Regions from separate parts of the Homo sapiens genome. Here region 2 is linked to region 1. The links are chromatin loops, found by intact Hi-C in ENCODE. Cell type or tissue: MCF 10A. All regions are shown on one strand.

Region 1 (2,500 bases):
GCTTTGTCATATTAGATAAAGGCCTCCTGCTGTGCCAACACCTAGCTTCGGTGGCTGATTTTGGCCTCTGATTGCTGCAGTGTGCAACATGCACAACCATCCACACCGTCCATAGCTGCAGCAAGTGAGGTTCCAAGCCTGTAGCAGAACACTTGTTTTCTGTACTGTTTTTCTCGTTTTGAAGATGTTTTTAAAAATATATATTTGAGAAACAGAATGTTAGGTAGTAGGTTTAGAAAGAGGCATCTGTGATTTTGGTTTTAATGAGTGTTCATGCTGATAGGTTAAGCAAAGGAGAGAATGTTATCATCTTTTTTGGGATCCAAAAAACTGGATAGATTTTTTTTTCTTTTAGAATTGGCAAAACTCAGGAGAATGGACTAAATTACCTTAATGCATAAGTTTTCTATAAACTTATAGTGGAAGAAGACCAAAGAAGAACCTTTACATAAGTTTTACTGGCAGTGGGATGTTTAGCAGTGGTTTCTTAGAGACCTCCCTGTGATTACATTTGTATCTATTTTATGCATGCTTTGTAGAATGTAATTTTTTCAGTATTTTCTATTTCCATACAGCTATTTTAAAAATTGAATTTGCTATTTTTTCTGTATTGTCATTAGATTCAAATACTCTCCCAATTTATAAAATGGATGTGAAAATGCTATCCAGAAAATATCCATCATTCTCATTATTTATAGGCTGACCGCATTTACCTGTAACGCAATAGCCTCGATATTCAGGTTACTAGTTTTTATATTTAATTTTAATTAAATTTTGAATCCTAATTAAAAATATTTACCATAGAGTTCTTTTAGGCCATATCAAAGTGATTTCTCTCACTCCGCCCACAGAATGTGTTCAATGGCACTGAATATTTAATATTTTAATAGTAATATATTACTACAATGAATATTTAGGAAAAAGCCTTAATTCTTTTTTTTTTTTTTTTTTTTTTTTTTAAAGCAGAGTCTGGCTCTGTCGCCCAGGCTGGAGTGCAGTGGCACGATCTCGGCTCACTGCAAGCTCTGCCTCCCTGGTTCATGCCATTCTCTTGCCTCAGCCTCCCGAGTAGCTGGGACTACAGGTGCCCGCCACCACACCCGGCTAATTTTTTGTATTTTTAGTAGAGACGGGGTTTCACCATGTTAGCCAGGATGGTCTCGATCTCCTGACCTCGTGATCCACCCGCCTCGGCCTCCCAAAGTGCTAGGATTACAGGCGTGAGCCACCGCGCCCGGCCTGAAAAAGCCTTAATTCTTTAAGGTCCACCAGGGAGGTTTAGTTTATTTGGGGGAAAATGTATAGTCCCAGAGCTCCCTCTAGTGGCGAGCAGCTGCAGCCCACGGAGACTCCTCACCCAAGCCCTGATTGAGGCCGTTGGTTCCTCCGCCCGGGCCTGTCACGGGCTGGATCCACTGTCTGCCAGAGTTTGGGTTTTCTCCAGATCATTCAGTGTCTGAGTACTTCTTCAACAAGGGGGTGCTTGGCTGAGATCCCATGGGTGTGTCTGAGGTGCCAGGGCCCGCCGGGGAGGGTGTGAATGTGCCTGTTTCACATGAAGGCAGCGCTCTCGAATGTGCTGAGGGGTGCCAGGGCCCTGGGGTGCTGCTGTGTGGGTCGCAGGTGCCTGGAGGTGGATGAAGGGTGGGTGTCTACGGACGCCCCGACCAGGAGCTTGGCCCTTCACATGGGCATTTGAATGTGTTGTTGATGGAGCCCGGAGCCAGGAAAATACAAGTGTTTCCAGAGAACGCACTGTCTGCTGGTGTGGTTTGATGCGAAAACGGAATTAAGCTGTTGATGACAGACGCGCTGCCTGAGCGCAGGCACACGTGGAATCTGACTGAGCAGGTTCACAAGCCTTTGGAAAAAGATCATCATCATATTTTTCTTCCTTTCCAACGTGGAAATCTGACTGCTCTGGGGGACTGACTTAAAATGGTTCTGTTTAACAATATTTGAAACGGAGTACTGCTTTGGAGTAAGAATTAATGAGAGCATTTTGGACTGTTTTTTCTGAAAAAAGATAAGAAAAAACTCTTGAAGATAATAGTTGCCTCTGGAGACCTTTGCTGCTGCTCACAGCTTTACTGTGCGCTTCCATGAGTGAGTCTCCACTTTCATCATGGACAAATGTCTGGAACTTTGGTAAGATTTAAAGACCTTTGGAAATTTTTAAGATTTTTTTTGGCTGCCAGTAATTTATCAGCACTCAGTTCTCCTAGAACATTTTTACTGGATCGGGGACGTCAGATGGTTTGTTTGCTTTTGGATGGCTTTCGGGGAACTTTTAAATTGTTTATAAGAAGACCATACTGAGGGCCCCCTTGAGTTATTCTTGTGTTGAATGATAGTTCTTTAGAAAGTATTTTCTGAAGGACTCTTTTTAATTCATTTTTTTCTTTTAAGCTGATGTGCAAAGTGGATTTTCATGGATCAGAAAATATCTATGGTTTTATTTCTTTGTAAATGTGGATCTATCAGAAATATTCACTGTGCA
Region 2 (2,500 bases), 1.3 Mb after region 1:
TAAGGCCATCATTTAGAGTGAGTACTTGAAGATCATGTGGGAAAACCACTCTCTTTGTTCACTGAGTAGAGATGCATGTAGCATAGAGATTAAGCATGTCATCTGGGAGTCAGACAGCGCTAGATTCTAATTCCAAACATGTCACTTACTAGTGATTTGAGGTTCAAAGTTATTTAACTTATTTGAATTTTAGTTTTCCCCTCTGTTAAAATGGAAATAGTAATGCCCACATCAGAGCAATCTGTGAGAATTCAAACACTACAATTTTTATAGGACTTGGCACAATGCCTATCAGTTTATATATGTCCAATAAATGACAGCTGTTCTAACCAATGAGGTAGCAGGAAAAGGTTGGTCCTTCATTGAAGAGTGCAGCATGGCACCACACATGCAAATGGATCCAATATTTTCTTTGAAGAAACCCTCTTGGATTGATGGTTTTGTTTTTCTAAGGTGACAGATTATCTAGAAAGGGTGACCAGTTAGGCAAAATGGTCTCTCAGGAGCATAAAGAGTCTACACTATAGTCATGTCAAATGACCAAACAGGCTCAGAATGCTTTCCTCATTTGGCATTCAATTCATAGAAATAGTTTCACTAAGTGGGGACAAGTCAAACTGTATTTAATTTTCATATTTGATTCTAAATTGCACAAAGATGTTAGAGCATAAAAAAATTACCTTTAAAATATTGAATATCAGTTGTTAAGGCAGATGCCAATTCATCTGTTGATACTTGTAACATTCCAGCCACTAAAATTAAATCAGCATTATAAACATAAAGTTAGTATATTTTTTGATACCAAGAACATTGAATTTTATGGCCATAATTGATAAGTTTTATATAGGCACATTACAAAACATGAGTATTTTAAAAAGTCATTACCACTGTAATTGTCAAATTCAACTAGAGAAACATCTTACAGTAATCAAAATATTAATGAGTTCTTACAGTTCTGTGCATTAAATCACAGCGGATGTTTTTCCTCCCTGTCCTCACAGATGGTATGGAATTGTTTTTTTCCAGGTACCTGGTTAAATCTCTTTGATATAGGTGAAGATATGTTGTTTCCTGACAATCTGTGGTTTTAAGGTATTTTTTAAAAATCTGGGAGCGACTAACGAGGCAACTTCAAAGAGAGAGATTTTTGGCAAGATCTTTGAAAGGGAATTAATTACATTCTGTTTAAAATGTTGAGCTAATAACATGCTCCCAAAATACACTGGGTAGTGGGGTGAAGGGTACTTAGAACAATATAAATAAACAACAAGTATGTGCTAAAGAATCAGTGTTGCTAATGTGGTGCACAGAATGAGAACATAAAAGTACATCTTGCTACTCATTTCCACAACAGATTTTAAGAAAAAACAAAGTAGACAATTTCCCCCCCTCACTGAATTCTACTATAGAGGAAAGGGTTTAAGCCAACTGGCTTTTCTGTACTATGTCGCCATCTACTGGTAGATCTACAAAATTGCACATCAATGTGGTTAATGTCAGAAGGTCATGTTCCACTGACCTTGTTCCAGGAGCTGGAGGTCAGAAACGAAGGCGGAGTTCCCCTCATTCAGGGCAGTAAACCGAATGTCTCCAAGGTGCAATATTGCTGCTAGAATTACGAACAGATTCTCCACCTCCTATGCATTTTACAAACAGAGAGAATGAATAGGGTGCTTAGAAGAAAGATTAAAAGGCAAAATTTTTAAATATCTAAAAGTAAGTTACAAAAATGATGACCCTATTAATGAGGTTGGGAGTTTGCAGATCCCAAATGTTCGATATGGCAAGAAAACTACCAGTCTCTACCTCAACATCAAAACCTCATAATTCAAAACATATTTTCTCTAAATCAATGTTCCTGTTCCTGAAATATAAGAGAGTCAGGAAATAATATTCTGATATAAATTAACAGCTTGTAGATAATTGTAATAACAAAAATGAATAATTGTGTGCTTAGGGTTTGACTGGCTGGGCTTCACTTGTAAGGTTAGACTTCACTCCCCCTCCTCTCCAGGCTCACGTTGGACGCTATTTAGACTTTGCAGTTGCTGTGGCCGCTTCATTCAAGAACCTACATCATGGTGTTCATTTCTTCGCTATCTCTCTTATGAGATAAATTAACACGATGATTACAGAATTGTTTACTTCTCCTGGAAAAACTAAAGGAGGCCTAATGAAAACAACTGTGCCTAGACTCAAAAAATGCTAATTGTTTTTTAAGGTATTTTAAGGAAAACAGAAAAAAATGGATGTTGGCAAGAGCTATCTTTGAGCAGAGGGTAGCAGGAAGTAAGAGAATGCTGAAAGAGAATCTGGAACGCTGCATAAAAAAAATGAGACCTTAAATTTGATTTTGGATAGTCATTTTTTGGCAAGAATGAAAAATCAAGAAAAAGCTGCAAGTTAAACTGTACTTTTCTAGAATGTCAAATATTTAGCATGATGATATCAACAGTAAAACAGGTTGAGCCCCGTGAAGGGCAAGTGGCATAGCCTGTTC

The links. Hi-C counts contacts between places; a loop is a spot of excess contacts. Peaks named below come from ENCODE experiments on the same cell type or tissue, not always from the same donor. Only the 100,000 strongest peaks of a DNase experiment are listed, where the experiment ranks them.
Region 2: a loop joins it to region 1, with 25 times the contacts of the local background. A loop is called at or near these places in 6 of 110 quality-filtered maps.

The regions. Positions count from the first base shown.
Region 1 is chr13:110,221,232-110,223,731 of GRCh38, reverse strand. The region is part of intron 2 of COL4A1 (collagen type IV alpha 1 chain); the gene reads left to right. Among named protein-coding and RNA genes, the nearest start is that of COL4A1, 85 kb to the left of the region's middle. In MCF 10A, a CTCF peak has its summit at 1,328 (motif pointing left); a DNase peak (open chromatin) is centred at 1,321.
Region 2 is chr13:108,960,676-108,963,175 of GRCh38, reverse strand. It overlaps MYO16 (myosin XVI), which reads right to left. Exons shown (of 35, transcript NM_001198950.3): 18 at 1,520-1,637; 19 at 681-752. Among named protein-coding and RNA genes, the nearest start is that of MYO16-AS2, 140 kb to the left of the region's middle. In MCF 10A, a CTCF peak has its summit at 1,456 (motif pointing left); a DNase peak (open chromatin) is centred at 1,385.